Regions from separate parts of the Homo sapiens genome. Here all the other regions are linked to region 3. Evidence: chromatin loops called from intact Hi-C (ENCODE). Cell type or tissue: heart right ventricle. All regions are shown on one strand. Links, peaks and the distances in the headings refer to the core of each region. The heading gives the core; the rest is flanking DNA.

Evidence for each region. Peaks named below come from ENCODE experiments on the same cell type or tissue, not always from the same donor. Only the 100,000 strongest peaks of a DNase experiment are listed, where the experiment ranks them.
Region 1: a loop joins it to region 3, with 2.1 times the contacts of the local background. A loop is called at or near these places in 33 of 110 quality-filtered maps.
Region 2: a loop joins it to region 3, with 1.9 times the contacts of the local background. A loop is called at or near these places in 68 of 110 quality-filtered maps.

Annotation. Positions count from the first base shown.
Region 1 is chr2:73,835,421-73,837,920 of GRCh38, forward strand. All of the region lies in intron 2 of STAMBP (STAM binding protein), which reads left to right. All of the region lies in intron 2 of LOC112268419 (a long non-coding RNA gene), which reads right to left. Among named protein-coding and RNA genes, the nearest start is that of STAMBP, 7.7 kb to the left of the region's middle. In heart right ventricle, for the core only: no CTCF peak of the experiment used is centred there; a DNase peak (open chromatin) is centred at 1,310.
Region 2 is chr2:73,968,448-73,975,635 of GRCh38, forward strand. The region is part of intron 1 of DGUOK-AS1 (DGUOK antisense RNA 1); the gene reads right to left. Among named protein-coding and RNA genes, the nearest start is that of DGUOK-AS1, 9.4 kb to the right of the region's middle. RefSeq lists an enhancer at 2,595-2,764. In heart right ventricle, for the core only: no CTCF peak of the experiment used is centred there; a DNase peak (open chromatin) is centred at 2,744; H3K4me3 peaks cover 743 bases; H3K27ac peaks cover 1,210 bases.
Region 3 is chr2:73,917,945-73,925,132 of GRCh38, forward strand. It overlaps ACTG2 (actin gamma 2, smooth muscle), which reads left to right. Exons shown (of 9, transcript NM_001615.4): 9 at 1,488-1,921. The coding sequence ends at 1,631. Among named protein-coding and RNA genes, the nearest start is that of DGUOK, 5.3 kb to the right of the region's middle. In heart right ventricle, for the core only: a CTCF peak has its summit at 3,430 (motif pointing right); no DNase peak of the experiment used is centred there; H3K27me3 peaks cover 1,397 bases.

The DNA.
Region 1 (2,500 bases), core at 1-2,500, 84 kb before region 3:
CGATCCTCCCATCTCAGCCTCCCAAAGTGCTAGGATTACAGGTGTGAGCCTCCATGCCCAATCAATATTTAAAGTATAAATTTTGGCAGTTGTGTGGTAAATGGTGGAGCAAGCGTTAAGAGAAGGCAGGGAGAGTAGTTAGGAAATTCTTGCAGGCTGGTGGCTTGAAGTAGTGTGGCAACATGGAAAGAGACAGATGGATTTGGTATTTTGGAGGTCAGGTCCATAGGACTTACTAATCACTTAGGAAAAAAGATACTGCGGAGGTTGATGTCGTGTTTCTGCCTTGAACAACTTAAACGATAGGGTAGTCCATGTATTGAGATGGGAAAAGCCCTCTAAAGAGGGCTGGGTAGCGGGGGAATTTAACCGTTCACGTTTGGGGTTTTTTTGACATGTTAAAATTTGAGATGCCTGTGAGATATCCAAGTAGAGATGTCAAGTGGGAGGTTGAATGTACCAGTCTGAACTCAGAAGACTGAGGTCTGGGCTGGAAATACAGACAAGGGAGTCCTCAGCATACAGATGGTTCTGAAGTCATGAGAATGGCTGAGATTTTCTTTTTCTTTTTTTTTTTCTGCTGTAGAAATTAATTTTATTCTTATTCAGACTATTTTCAAAAGAAGCAGTGGTGCGCTGTTTTTCTAAAAATACGCCTTTAGAGATTTTTATATATGTATATAATAAAATCCATACATGTATTTACATGATTGCTACATACAAAATTACAGCACTGTGGTATGTACACATCTACAGGTACATTCTTTCCACACATCCCTGCTGTGCTTTCCCCGTGTGAAGGAGGGAGACTGAATCAGTTGTGAGCAGCCAAGGGCTGGCCCGTCGTCGGAACCTCCGAATGGGGGCTGGGGTGGAGGAGGTGAGGCGATTGCCGAGGCAGGAGCAGCAGCTGTTGCAGGGCTCTCCTGCAGGCCAGCAGGCAGCATCTGGAGGCTCCCGGCAGCCTCCCCCTCCCCTCCACCCCGTGGTGCCCGCGCTGCCCTCAAGGTGGGGTGGCTGACCACAGACCCCTCTGGTGCCATTCTGTGGCCTAGACTTGCTTGGCTGGGCCAAGAAGTTGTGTATGTGAGGGGTGGAGGAGGGAGCTGTGGGAGGAATAGACCCTGTCCAGCCCCAGCCCTGAGCAGGGGAAAGGGCTGGATGGCTAAAGCCTGCAGATGACTGGTGAGAACACTCCGCTTGGCCCGGCACTGCTAAGGGTCAGAGACTAGAGGCTGGGAGGGAGAGCAGTGGCCGCCGGCTGGGGAACAGGGCCTTCTTCCTCCCTGGGGCTCAGAGGGTGGCCTCAGCTGAGCTTGAGTAAGCCCAGCTCTTAGGCCCTGCGGCCAGAGGCTTGGCCTCCTGCCAGCAGAGGTGCATGCACACTGGGGAGGGGCTGCCATCTCCACTTCAACCCCTGGGCCAGGGGCTGGGGAAGAAATGGAGGCTTAGGCCTGGCCTGCTGCCCTGTAGGACTAGGTCCCCGGGGCTCAGGATTCCTGAGGCATGCAGAGAAGGGCCTGAGAATGCCTGAGATTTTCTAGTGAAGGGGCTCTTAATCTGGGGTCCAGGAACCTCACAGAGATTCATTGATAGAATTCAGGGGATCTGTGAACCGGAATAGGAAAAACTTTTCTTGTTTTTTCTAACCAGTGACTGAAATTTAGCATTTCCTTCCATTTTGAATGTAGGCCTCAAAGTACAGTAGTAGTAATATTTGTAATTTTGTCACCAGTAGAAATCAAGATATTTTCATATTGCATTACAGTTGTTGCTGACATCTCAAAATAGCATCTAAACATCACTACTTCAGAATTACAGTACAGAATTATTAGACCTACAGCTAGATCCCATTATCAAATGCATTGATAAAGAACACATTAGGCCGGGCACAGTGGCTCACGCCTGTAATCCCAGCACTTTGGGAGGCCAAGGCTGGCGGATCACGAGGTCAGGAGATCGAGACCATCCTGGCTAACATGGTGAAACCCCATCTCTACTAAAAATACAAAAAATAAGCCTGGCATGGTGGCAGGTGCCTGTAGTCCCAGCTACTCAGAAGGCTGAGGCAGGAGAATGGCGTGAACCCGGGAGGCGGAGCTTGCAGTGAGCCGAGATCGCGCCACTGCACTCCAGCCTGGGCAACAGAGCGAGACTCCATCTCAAAAAAAAAAAAAAAAAAAAAAAAAAAAGAACACATTAATACAGAAGAATATATCACAATTTTTAAAATTTTTGAAAACTGTTTTTCCATAAAATTGGGGTATTCTTGGTAATCCTTTGTACTTTAAGTTATACCTTAAAAAAATTGTTCTGAAAAGGGTCCATAGGCTTCACCAGATGCCAGAAGGATCCATGGAACATAAAAGATCAAGTATCTTTGTTAATAAGGCTAGGGAATGAGAAGAGAAGGAGCCTAGGACTGAGCCCTGAGGTTAGTTAATGGAGGGAGAGTCAATAGGGGAGACTTTCTTTGAAGGGAGGTTCAAGAGGCAGGAGG
Region 2 (7,188 bases), core at 1,794-4,293, 50 kb after region 3:
AGCCAGAGGGCCTTGAACGCCACCAGGTGCCTCCAGAATGTGCCTTTGGCCCCCCGGGGGCCCTGAGCAAGCACACATCCTTCCAAACCCTCCTCTGCTTGTGTTTACATTAAACTCATGGTTGCCCTACCCCCCCACACACACACACTCTCATTGCTTTTGCTCATGCTGTGCGCTCTCCCTGGAGTGCCCTTCACCTCTAAGCCCCTCGGCATCCCCAATTGCCATCTTCAGGAAGCTTCTGCTGACTCTACCCTGGCTGTGTCAGGCACCTCCCTTCGAGCTCCTGTCAAATGCCTTTTGCATTTATCTGTTTTTCTTACACATAGTATTAAAATCATCTCTCTCTGTCTTTTTTTTTTTTTTTTTTTTTTTTTTGAGACGGCATCTCACTCATCGCCCAGGCTGGAGTGGTGAAGTGGTGTGATCTCGACTTAGTACAACCTCCACCCCCTGGGTTCAAGTGATTCTTCTGCCTTAGCTTCCAGAGTAGCTGGGATTACAGGTGCCCGCCACCATGCCCGCCTAATTTTTGTATTTTTAGTAGAGATGGGGTTTTGCCATGTTGGCCAGGCTGGTCTCAAACTCCTGACCTCAGGTGATCCACTCGCCTCAGCCTCCCAAAGTGCTAGGATTACAGGTGTGAGCCACCATGCCTGGTCTAAAATCATCTCTTTGTCTCTTTATTAGAGCATGGCTTATGTCTTATCCCACTTTGTATCTCCAGTGCCTGGCACATGGGAGTGGGTAATTCAATAGATACTGGACAAATGGAAAGCAGGAAGAAAGAAGAAAAAGGGACGCAGGCTGAGCCTGAGAAAGACCCCTTGCACTAAGCAATGAAACACCTCCCACACCCTTACCCCTCCATGCTGCGAGCAACATACTTGCTAACATACTTAGCTACGTACTCGCTAAGACCCAGGCCAGCTGCAGGTGGGCTCTGAGCAGCCTCTCTGACTCTGGACTAGATTACGTGACTGTAAGATCCTTAGAACGGATGGTAGAAATAGATGATGATGATGAGCCCTTTGATTCTGCCCTCAGAGCCACCCCCTCCCCCATGATCCTGGAGGCCACTTTGAATCATGAAGTGCCTCATAAAGAGAGAATTGCAAAAGACAGAAGAAGCCTCAGGCCCTGACTTCACAGAACTGCAACTTTAGCCCTGGACTCTCTCCTCAGACTTCTACATGAGAAAGCTGTAAACTACTTTTGTTTTGTTTTTTTTGAGACAGAACCTTGCTCTGTCACCGAGGCTGGAGTGCAGTGGTGCAATCTCAGCTCACTGCAACCTACACCTCCTGGTTTCAAGCTATTCTACTGCCTCAGCCTCCCGAGTAGCTGGGATTACAGGCATGTGCCACCACCATGCCTGGCCAGAAAGCTATAAACTTTGAAGCCACTGTTTAGGATTTTATCATTGTATACAATTGTGCTAATATATCCTGTGGCTCTGAGCTTGTTGCAACATTCTCTCTTGCCTAATTTGGGGCCCTGCTTGCAGTGCAGGTGTGTGCCCCATGGCTTACGACTGGGGACCCCGGACAAACGTTACCTGGTACTGGACAGCCTCTGCAGTGATAGATAGTTCCCTGGCCACCAGCGCTGGCACATGGGAGGAATCAGAGAAGGGGATTGGGAGAAACTGTATCACCCTGGGCAAGTCACTGAACATCTCTATATTTTAGGTCCCTTGCTTTGAAAGCAAGGAAGACCATCTTTAAGGTCCTGACAGTCTCCTGCTTAAAATATCCACCTTATGAATGAATAAGCAGCATGGAGTACATGGAGGACTTGGGTTTAGACATCACACAAATCTGGTTCCAAATCCTGGCTGGGCCACTCACCAGCAGCGCAACTTGGACAACTTGCCTCTCTGAGCTTCTGTTTTCCTTAAATCTGAAAATGAAACTAATTTTGCAACTATTTTTCAAGTGGTACCAAGAATTAGAAATATTGTAGACAAACTTCTGGGCAGAGTAGCCACTCAGTAAATGGAACTGGTAGGTGCATGTGAGTGGAGAGAAAGAAAGAGCTGGTGAGTGCTTCACAAAGTACAGCTGAGCTGAGCCTTGAAGGGTGAGGTGAGGACCATTCGGGCAGGTAGGGTGGGAAGGACGGTCCAAGCAGGGGAGCAGCATGGGCAAAGGAAGGAACACACAGGATGTGATGGTGAAGGGTGGGGTGCGTCGAGGTCCTTGTGGGATCAGACCTCATGCCCCTAAGCGTGATACCACTGTGGACCAAAATGAGTGCTGCTTCCAGCTAAGGAGCTTCCTGGATTACATGGCATTCTAGCTGGGCATTAAGTGAAGTAGGATTTTTAGAGCAAGACTGGGTTGAGGGTGATTTGGAGTAAACACCATAAGCAAAGGCAGGGAGCTAAGAAAAGAGCCTGTGAGGGGGTGGGGTTGGGCAGGGAGACCGCAAGGCTAGAGTAGAGGGCAATAGCAGGCAAGAAATGCTCAAATGTTTTAAATAGAGTGCTTGGCAAAGACAAGCCAGGCCAGCCAAGCCTCCATTGCTCACACTGTTGTCTTATCTGTTTCTTTCAGCATTTCTACGTAGGCTGTATCTTTGAGGCCAGAGCCCAAATGCCCGGGTCTGGAAGGAGTCTCTGAGGTCCCTTGGGAGACCCAGCAAAGGGGACCGGTGTGGGACTTCTGCTCAGAAGGTGGAGGGCTGGGAGAGCAGGCAGGCATTCACTCTGCTTCCTTCCTGCCTGGTGGCTGGCTGCATGCCCTGAACTTGACCTCAGATGACCTGCGTGTTCCCTTCAGTTTCAGTGCCAGCAGCAGTGAGCTTCATCTTTGGCTTTTTTTCTCCTTCAGAGCAGAGACTTTCTCTCTGCTCAAACTGGGTTTTTTTTGTGGTGGTGGTGGTTGTTGTTGGCTTTTTTTTTTTTGAGATGGAGTCTCGCTTTCTCACCCAGGCTGGAGTGCAGTGGTGCGATCTCAGCTCACTGCAATCTCCTCCTCCCAGGTTCAAGTGATTCTCCCACCTCAGCCTCCAGAGTAGCTGGGATTACAGGCATGCGCCACAACACCCGGCTAATTTTGTAGTTTTAGTAGAGACAGGGTTTCACCACGTCGGTCAGGCTGGTCTCATACTCCTGACCTTAAGCAATCCACCCGCCTCGGCCTCCCAAAGTGCTGGGATTACAGGTGTGAGCCACGGAGCCCGGCCTCAAACTGGTTTTTGCAGCACCAAAAATCTCCCCAGTACTTGGGCAGACCTTGCCGGTGGGGTGTCTACTGTTGTCTGCCTTTTTTCAGTTTAGAATGATGATTTTAATGGTGCTAGATCATTGTATAGGTACGTAAATAAAGACTAAGGGTGTGTTTGTACAGATGGGAGTGTGTAAGACACGTTTTTCCCAAGCAGACACAGCTAGTTAGCAGCAGAGCTGGAATAGCCCGGGTGTCCTGACACTCAAGCCAGTGCTTGCTGCCCTGCCTATGAGCTGCTTAACTCTGTACACCTCAAATGTCAGCATCTTGAAATCATTGTGTGAAAAAGTGAGTTGGGTTTCAGGCATTGTCCTTGTTAACCCACCACATGCTCAGATGTTCTGTGGTTTGGGTTGGCATGCAAAATAATTCCAAAAATGCCTGGATTTGTCCAATGTCACTGATTAGTGCTTGCTTTAGAAGACTAAGTCCAGCATTAGCCTCAGTAAGGTACAAGGAACTACCACAGTTTCTCCTTGATCAAATGCATAAGGTATAGATGTAGAATACTTATAAAGGAAAGGGACTGACTTCTAATCAACATACAGGCTAAAAATTATTATTGCCAAATAGGCTGGCGTTGCTCAAAAACCTCTTCGGAGTTGCCTTTGGAGCCAGTTTATGGGTCCCAGTAGAGCCAGGCTCTGTTCATCATTCAACAAGAACACACTGAGTGTCTGTATGTCAGGCACAGAGTACAGTGAGTAGCAAGACAGATACACATGTACCTTACAAGTGACCTTTCTACTTAAAAAATAAAATGTCTTACCTAGGTTAGACTACCACCTTAATCACCAGGTTTGGTTCTGAAAGATATTTTTGGCTGCTTTCTAAAATTAAGCTCTTCTTCAGAGGATGGAGAATAAATTCACTGATTGAAAATACTCAGAAAAAAGAGATGTAGCTTAGATAAAGGCAATCTCAAACGAGGAATTCCCAAGACATTTTAAGCTATGGTAATACAACCTCACAAGGAAACAATTTAGATAAGAATATTTATTTGGAAGTAGACATTCTGGTGTGTTTGTTAAAAGTGCAAAGGCACATTGTCAGGAGAACAAGGTTTTGACTCCTGGAGACCAGCCACTTTTCAAAGCAGGAACGACCAAATGATCTGAACCAACCCAGATCTATTGGCTGCTGTCCCCTGCTCATGAGCCCTCTGGCTAGGACTGCCCCAGGCATCCACGTTTGAGAGCACCTGCCTAAAAGATCTGCAAATCAAATCAAATTATAGGATGGACAGTTTTGAAACAAACCTGCTTATTTGCATCTGCCCCAGTGTTGTCAAGGATATTCCACTGATCAAAAGTCATTGCTATAGTCTGAATTTCCAGGTTCTAACAAGAGTACATTTGTATATGCTTTCTATTTCACACACTACTTCCTCATTTATCCTCTCCTCGAAGCCACAACTCTTGTGGTAGACATTAAATATTCTCATTTTACAGATAGACACACAAAGATTCACTTAAATTATGTGCCTAAAGGACCACTTACTAGGCTTGAAACCAGGTCTTGCCGTTCCTCCTGCAGCAGCTCCTCCAACAGGCCACAGGATCCTAAACTCCAAAACTCCTGATCACTCCTGCAAGCAGTTGTTCCCAGCCTGGCTTCACATTGGAGTCCCCACGCCTCGGGGCATGACCTGACATTGCCAAAGACCCCATGGGGTGGGCACCAGGTCCATACGACCAGAATCTCTGGAAGTGGGGCCTTGGCATTGGTATTCCTCAAGTTCTCCAAGTGATTCCTCTGTGAAAAGTCTTGGTCATTCTATTAGAGAATTATCAGAATTTGCTTCCTTCTCTCTCAAAGACCTACTTAAAGGCATTGATGGTCCACTTGTCTTCTTTTTCAAACATAATTCTCTATTTTTCAATGATAGGAATGCTACTACCTCTTTGTTGTAGAAATTTTAGGGAAAACAGGTATTAAGAAAAAAACAAAAATAATCCAGAGACCCAATGTTTATATTTTGATATATTTGCTTCCAATCCTCGTGTATATTTTATGTAATTTTTTTGAGACAGTATTTTGCTCTGTCACCCAGGCTGGAATGCAATGGCACAATCATGGCTCACTGTAGCCTCAATTTCCTGAGCTCAAAAAATCCTCTCATCTCAGCCTCCAGAGCAGCTGGGACCACAGGCACACCCACCATGTCCAGCTAATTTTTTTTTCTTTTTCTTTTTCTTTTTTTTTTCTTGTAGAGATGGGGTCTCCCTATGTCACCCAGACTGGTCTCAAACTCCTGGGCTTGAGTGATCCTCATGCCTTGACCTCCCAAAGTGTGGCAATTACAGGTGTGAGCCATGGACCTGGCCTTAATCATTCTTTAATGTGAACATTTAAGTTTATTTTAATTTAATTTTTTTTGCTGTTATAAGTCCTCCAAGAAGATCCTTGTACTTAGATCCTTATAGTCTTTGCAAAACTGAGTATTTCTATTTTGTGATCTGCCAGTTTGCTATAGTTATTAATTAATAAAGTTTTTATTTTATTTTATTTTATTTTTCAGATGGAATCTTGCTCTGTGGCCCAGGCTGGAGTGCAGTGGCACAATCTTGGCTCACTGCAACCTCCACCTCTCAGGCTCAGGCAGTTCTCCAGCCTCAGCCTCCCGAGTAACTGGAATTACAGGGGAACACCACCATGCCTGGCTAATTTTTGTATTTTTCTTTAGTAGAGACAGGGTTTCGTTTAACCATGTTGGCCAGGCTGGTCGCGAATTCCTGACCTCAGGTGATCTGCCCACGTCGGCCTCCCAAAGTTCTGGGATTACAGGCTTGAGCCACCATGCCGGGCCTGGACATTTTATGTCTTTATTGGCCATTTGCATTCCTTCTTTTGTGAATGTTCACATCCTTTGCCTTTTTGTTCCCTTTTGAGTGTCCATCTTTTCTTACCTACTAAGTATATAACACCTTTCCTGTTCATTTGTTTTGTAAATATTTTTCCTCAGTTTATCATTTAATTTGGTTTGTTGACATACAAAAGGATTTATTGATTTTATGCTTAGAAATGTTCCTTGATGAGGTAAATTGTTACCAACATTTTCTTCTACAAGTCTCAATAAATAAATGCCTGGTTATATAGAAGCAGTTTATCTGGCTACATGGGATTTTATTGTTCCGGACTAAGAAACTGTCCATCTCCTGGCCGGGCGCAGTGGCTCACGCCTGTAATCCCAGCACTTTGGGAGGCCGAGGAGGGTGGATCACGAGGTCAGGAGATCGAGACCATCCTGGCTAACACGGTGAAACCCCGTCTCTGCTAAAAATACAAAAGAATTAGCCGGATGTGGTGGCGGGCGCCTGTAGTCCCAACTACTCAGGAGGCTGAGGCAGGAGAATGGCGTGAACCCAGAAGGCGGAGCTTGCAGTGAGCCGAGACTGCGCCACTGCCCTCCAGCCTGGGCAACAGAGCGAGACTCCGTCTCAAAAAAAATAAAGAAAAAGAAAAAAGAAACTGTCCATCTCCTACAGGAATCTGACTTGGAATTATCAAAACTACACTGCTTTTATGGTGTATGTTCCTTGAACTACCTTGCCCAATACAGCATAACGTAAAAAACATTTTGCAGGGCAAAACATTTTACAAAGCAAACAATATGGCATAGCCTCTCACAAAAGACTGCCCCACCCCAAAACTAACAAAGCCCACTTCCATCCTGTTTTGAAAAATAGGGTGGGTCTTAGGATAGTACCACTGGGCTCTCTCAGCCCTAGGGAGAAACTTTCCTTCAGCTCAAGTTTCTCCTGGTCAAGTGCTTCGGGGACAGGCTCTGCTCTTGAGGAGGGTTACTCTGGCATGTAATATTTGGGACATATGTATACTAAAAAATTATTTGTTGTTTATCTGACACTCAAATTCAACTGGAAGTCCTGTGTTTCCATTTGCTAAATCTGACAACCCTAATCCTGTGGTTTTTCTCTCAGTCTTAATGTTGGTG
Region 3 (7,188 bases), core at 1,916-4,415:
ATTGCTCCCCCATCACCTACACTGATAAACAACCACCAGTGATCTGATGCATTTCCCAATTCATGAGCCACAGCTCTGACTTAAACAGTACGTGCCAGCCTTCATGGAGTTTAGGATCTAATTAGTAAACATTATCAATACCAGGACAATCTAAATAAAAGCGGAAGGGAAAGGACACTCTAAGCAGAGGAAATAGAAGGAGCAAATGTGTCCAGGCAGGTGTGTGCTTATATGAGCACCTATCCAAATTGGACAGCAGGATTTGTTATAGGGGAACTGGGGGAGATGAGGCAAGTCTCAAGGACACAGAAGAACAGATTTGGGGTGGGGGTAGGGCTTATATTTAGGACCACCAACCTAAGAGAAGCCAGAGTTTTCTCATGAGAAGTGTCCAACAATAAAATTTGTTACCTTGCTAGTGGCTGTGCATTCCCAGTCCTTGAAATAATCTGTTCAAGGAGCATTTGTGTGACTTTTGTCTGCCTGGATAATAAAATAACTTCTAAAGATCCTTCTTATTCTACAATTCCATGATCTCTGTGATTTAGGGAATATGTAAAGAGATTCTACGGCAACAAAAAAAATCAATTTATTATCTGGTTTGCTCTAGCACTGAATTCTTAGACCCTTCCAAAACTGGAAAACTAGTTGAAGAATCATAGTCCTTCTGGATCCCCTTTGAAGTAGAGTTCAAAGTTGTTTGACCTGACAATCAATTTCTAAAAGCTAAGCCCAGGATTCCTAGTGGAAAGCATGAACAATGTAGATATAAATTTGAGGACTTCTGAGATATAATTGGCTGATGACAGATAGCTCAAAACAGGGTTTGGGTAGACTGGTTTATACTCAGGCATGGAGGAAGCCCAGCCCAACCTGCCCATGCTTCCAAACTCCAGGCAAGAACAGAACAAGGTTCCCCTTATAGATATTTGTATTGGTCAGCTATTGCCAAGTAACAAACAACCGTGGAATCTCAGGGGCACCTAACAATGAGCATTTATTACTCGTGCATCTGCGCATCACCTGGAAGTTAGCTGATCAAGGTCAGGCTTGGCTAAGTAAGTGGCTCTGAATTAACTGCAGGTCCAGCCAGCTCAGGTCAAGTCCATATTTCTCATTAATGGGCCCAGGCTGAAGGGCTAGCTGCTTCCCAGGGGCAGCTCTTCTCATGCACATGGCAGAGCAAGAGAACATGCCCAAGTACACAAGCATATTTCAAGCCCCTGTTTGTGTTATGTCTGCTAATATCCCATTGGTCAAAGCAAACACAATGCCCAGCCTTACAGGGAGCAGTGCACTCTTCCCATGGAAGGAATAAGGGAAGAGGGGGGAAGTGAAGGTTTTGAGCAATAATCTAATCTATCACAATGTTTCTCCTGTTCTTTTCTGACCATGGGGCTCCCCTTTTCTGGGATAAGTAGATTTTTGGACCACCTTGCTTATTCCCTTGGGGACTGATCATGATTCACCACATTTGTTCTTTGCAGATTATTGCTCCCCCAGAGCGGAAGTACTCAGTCTGGATCGGGGGCTCTATCCTGGCCTCTCTCTCCACCTTCCAGCAGATGTGGATCAGCAAGCCTGAGTATGATGAGGCAGGGCCCTCCATTGTCCACAGGAAGTGCTTCTAAAGTCAGAACAGGTTCTCCAAGGATCCCCTCGAGACTACTCTGTTACCAGTCATGAAACATTAAAACCTACAAGCCTTACTTCTCTGTGTGGGGCTCTTTTTTCCTGGGCTATGTCTCATACACAGTGCTAAGGACTTTTCACACATTACTTTTAATCCATGCAATAGTGCTGTAAGGTAGGTGCTATCATTATACCCATATTACAGATGAGGAAATTGAGGCTCAGAGAAGTCAAGGACTTGCGAAGATCACACAGATTCCAGATTAAAATTCAAGTATCTGACTGCAAAGCTAGTGCTCCTTCTACTGTGTCATCTTGTTTTCTTTTCCTTGAATATAAGTAAGAATGAGGCTAGATGACTCTTGGGATGGGGGTAGAAACACAGACTTTCAGTGATGTAAGTCCTTGTGCTCTAGGGCAGTTCACTAGGGAATATGAACGCAGTCGTGACATAGGCTTATGGGATGTGACATGAAGAGTTCACATACAATGTTACTGTCACTCACGTGAAGGAGGGTCACCGTGGGCTTAAGATCTCTATGATCTCTATGAGGTTGTCATTGAGGATTAGGCTGTATTTTTTTTTGTTTTTTTTTTGAGACAGAGTCTCACTCTTGCCCAGGTTGTGGTGCAGTGGTACGATCTTGGCTCACTGCAACCTCTGCCTCCTGGGTTCAAGTGATTCTCCTGCCTCAGCCTCCTGAGTAGCTGGGATTACAGGCATGCGCCACCACGCCTGGCTAATTTTTGTATTTTTAGTAGAGATGGGGTTTCACCATGTTGGCCAGTCTGGTCTTGAACTCCTGACCTCAGGTGATCTGCCCACCTTGGCCTCCCAAAGTGCTGGGATTACAAGTGTGAGCCACCGCGCCTGGCCAGGTTGTATTTTGCCCCAAAATTAATTAAGAAAGGAGTAGCATCGTTAGGAAGGACATTTTCTCTCCCTCCCTCTCCTGTTCCTCCTCCTCCTCCTCCTCCTCCTCCTCCTCCTCCCCTCTTTATCAATTTCCTCCCTACCCACTAGGTTAATTTTGTTTAATTTTACAAGTATTTACTGAATTTTTGGCATCTGGAATTGCCGGGTAAGGCCACAAGGGATTTATGTTTCCAACAAAGATGATTCCTGCCCATTAGGGTCTCACTGCATACAGGCAGAGATAGACACATGCATACAAGACAGTGACACGAAGTGAAACAAGCGCCTAAAAGTACTATGAGAAAATAAGGGATGATAATAATAGCTAACATGTATTCAGGCCAGGTTAAGAGTTTTGCATGGATTTCCTCAATTAATCCTCACCACAACCCTATGAGGCAGGTACTAGCATCATTTCCCATTTTATAGCTAGTTTACTGGTTACTAGGTCACCCAGCTAGTTCACCTTAGAACTAGATCCTCACATTGGGCTGGTGCACCTTTCACCTCCCCACCTAGCAAAGTCCCAGCCTTCGTGCCCCCATCAGATCCCACCTGGTCCATGAAGCTTCCCAGACATACCCATTTGGAGACAGTGGAGTCCAGTGGTTAAGCGCAGACACTTCAATGCCAGACATTCCTTTCACCCTCCCAGCACTTGATCTCTGTGGGTGGGGTGGGATGGAGGAGCGGCTTTCATAAGCCCTTAGGGGATTTCTGTGTGAGGACCAGAAGCAGACCCTGAAATGAGGATTCCCTGCAAACGACTTATTAAAGAAGTGCTCTGAGGACAGCTGGTAAGCAGAGTGCGGGGGAGGGGGGCGCAGAAGAGGAAAGGGGAGGAAATCTGTCAAGGGGGTAATTGCAGATAATGTCCTGGAGAGGGCAGCTTCAGCCTGGCCCCGCCCACTGGGAGCTCTGGAGTCTAAGGTTAGCCTGGTGAAGGACAGGGAGCCAGGCTTTCACAGTCCCACCTGCCAGTGGTTGGTGAGGGCGCTCCCTGGGAGGACTGAAGTCCTAGGCTTTCCACCTGTATCGGCAAAGGCCTCCTCCAAAGAAGAGCTGCAGGCTCTGGTTGCTGGAAGAGAAGGCACAGGAGGAGGCGGGAGCGATCTGAGATGTAGGGCACCGACACTGCGCTATAGAGGGGCATCCGGACCTCCACATGGAGAAGGGCAGGCTGCCCAGACTGTTCCCACAAACCCCCCGCACCCATCTGACCTCCCTTCCCCATCCTTCCACCCCTACTCCAGTCTTACTCTATTTCAAGTTTAAAAAATGCTGACCTAGATTCTTCAATGGATATGGAGTTATCCACTGACAGAGAGAGGGACAGTGGCTTGAGGAAAGTGGAAATCCAACTGGAAGTCTATTAAAGATCGACAAAAGTCAGGTGTGATGGTTCACACCAGTAATCCCAGCTACTTGGGACGCTGGGGTGGGAAGATCCTTTGAGCCTAATTCAAACCAGCCTCTGACAAGCGAGACCCTATCAGAGAGAGAGAGAGAGAAACAATGTCCCAGGCACTGAGGGCCTAAGAAGGCAGCCATTACTTATTATGTGTTATATAATGTCTATTGGGTGGTAACTGTGTGGCAGGTGTGGCAGGTGGATTCTCTCTCTTAATCCTCACCCCCAGGTCACTGGAATCCAGAGCCCACACTGTTAACCACCTTTTGATACGTCTCCCTTTATGATTAGGTGTATCAATACAGTTCATTCAGGGGAGCAGAGCCATTATGGGTATTATGGGAATAAGGGCTTTATTACAGGAATGACACTTTCCCCAAAGACTGAAGGAGCTGGAAAAGTGAAAGTCTGCAAGGAACTGTGGGATACTCCAAGAGGAGTCACAAATGGGTGGAGGACTAGGTGAAACCTATCTGCTGGGCACCTCTGTCTGTCATAGCATCTGACTAGAAGATTTCCACAGAGGAATGGCTGACACTCCCACTCTGCCTTCCAAATCTCACCCCAGGTCCTCTTTTGGCCAACTCTAACTCAGAGCCTTGTTGGTAGGGCGTTCTGGAAGTGTACTTTCCAATTTAACCAAATCGATTTAGCACAATCCAGCACATTATAAAATCTTCAAAGTAGGTGAGATATAGCTGGCTAAAAGTCCAGGCTGCAGAATAAAGTTTGGGCCACATTTTTGTATGTTTATCTCCCTTTTTTAATGGCTGCATGACATTTTAAATAATATTGGTCAGTATTTTATGTATACGGTAGCATTTAGAAACACTGGAAAAATAGTAAATCCTTCAGAGCTGCACTTCAAGGACTAAGCAGAGTGTCTGGCATGCAGTAGATGCTCAGCAAATATTGGATGAATGAATGGATGCTGAATGACTAGAGTTCTTGCAGGACAACATTTTGCCCAGGACAAAATCGCCCAGGGGCAGGAAGTGGCCTCGTTCTCCCAGGTAAGGGGGAGGTAATTCTACTCACCAATATGCCACTACTTTCAGTCTTCTGGCTAGCACCCAAATGGGATGAAAACTCCGTGTTTACTGCTTCGAAGAGGAAATGATCACCACCTCTTTGGGGTGTCTTCTTTCCTCATGAAGATCCCCTTAATTGTACTTCCTCATGTGCAAAAGTGGGGCCCCAACCCTCTTCCTTGGCCACAGCTGATTGAACCATGATTAGATACCTGAACACAGCTGGGCCAATCAGATTCTCCCTTCTGGGAATTTGGAATTGGGACCTAAATAAATAAAAAACATTTAACAAAACAAGCATAGATAACTAAAGGGGGGTAGAAAGATTATTACTAATGAATTAAGATAACTGACAGGCAACTTAGGCAAAAGATATTTTAGTTTCTTACATTACACTCTACATCAAAAAAATTTTGAATGTTTTTAGAGGCTGGGTGCTGTGGCTCATACCTGTAATCCCAGCACTTTGGGAGGCAGAGGTGGGTGGATAACTTGAGGCCAGGAGCTCAAGAGCAGCCAGGCCAACATAGCAAAACCCCGTCTCTACTAAAAATACAAAAAATTAGTCGGGCATGGCACATGCCTGTAATCCCAGCTACTTGGGAGGCTGAAGCATGAGAATCGCTTGAATCTAGGAGATGGAGGTTGCAGTGAGCCAAGATTGCCCCACTGCACTCCAGCCTGGGCAAGAGACTCTGTCTCAACACAAGAAAAGAAAAGAAAAGAAAAGAAAAGAAAAGAAAAGAAAAGAAAAGAAAAGAAAAGAAGCAAACCACAGAGATAAAATATTCACAAAGGACTCATCCAGAATATTTGAAGAATAAGACAAGCAAAAGACAACCAATAGAAAAATGGACATAAGACTTCAACAGAGGATACTGAAATGACCAATAAACATACAAAAAGATGTTTGACTTCATTAATCAGCAGGAAAATGCAAATTAAAACCACAATAAGTTATAATTACACACAGCAAAATGGATAAAATTTAAAAAGCTGACAATATCAACTGTTGGTAAGAATGTGGGAAAACCAGAACTCTCTCTCACTGATGATGGCAATGTCAACTAGAACAAACACTGTGGAACTATCTACTATTTGGGAATATCTATCAAAGCTGAGCATATATATGTAACTTATTACACAGCAGTTCCAGTCTTACTTATACACCCAAGAGAAATGCATACTTCTTTTTACCAAAAGACATGTACAAGAATATTTACCGCAACACTATTCATTATGGCTCAAATCTAGAAACTTCCGAGTACATTGTGGTATAGTGACATTGTGGAATACTATACAGCAATGAGAATGAGTGAACTACAACTAATACATTCAACCTGGATGAATCTCACAGATATGTTAAATAAAAGAAGTATTTACTATATAATTCCATTTATATAAAGAAAACGCAAAACTAATCTCTACTGTTGAAGTCAGGCTAATGGTTATCTTTGAGGGATAGTAACTGGCAACGAATATGGGGGATTCTGGAGATGCGGATAATGCTGTTTCTTGATCTGAATCCAGGTAACAGTCATTCCATTTGTGAAAACTTCATTGAACTGTACACTTACAACACATCCTCTTTTCCTCACTGCACAACACATCCTCTTTTCCTCACTACATACTATGCTTTACCATAATTTTTTTTTTTTTTTTTTTTTGAGACGGAGTCTCGCTCTGTCGCCCAGGCTGGAGCACAGTGGCGCGATCTCGGCTCACTGCAAGCTCCGCCTCCCCGGTTCAGGCCATTCTCCTGCCTCAGCCTCCTGAGTAGCTGGGACTACAGGAGCCCACCACCACACTCCGCTTTTTTTTTTTTCTCTCTCTTTAGTAGAGACAGGGTTTCACCATGTTAGCCAGGATGGTCTTGATCTCCTGACCTCGTGATCCGCCCTCGTCAGCCTCCCAAAGTGCTGGGATTACAGGCGTGAGCCACCGCGCCAGGCCACTTCACCATAAAATTTTTAAAAATAATTTTTAGGAGCTCTGTTACTGGTGGAGGGTGCCCAGGTTCTTGACATTTTGAACAAAGAATTGGACAAAACGTACAAAGCAAGGAAACAATGAAGCAACAAAAGCACAGATTTATTGTACATCAAAGAACACTCCTTGCGGTAGGAAGGGCCCAAGCAAGCAGCAATTACAGAATTTTCTGGGGTTTAAATACCTTCTAGAGGTTTCCCATTGGTTAC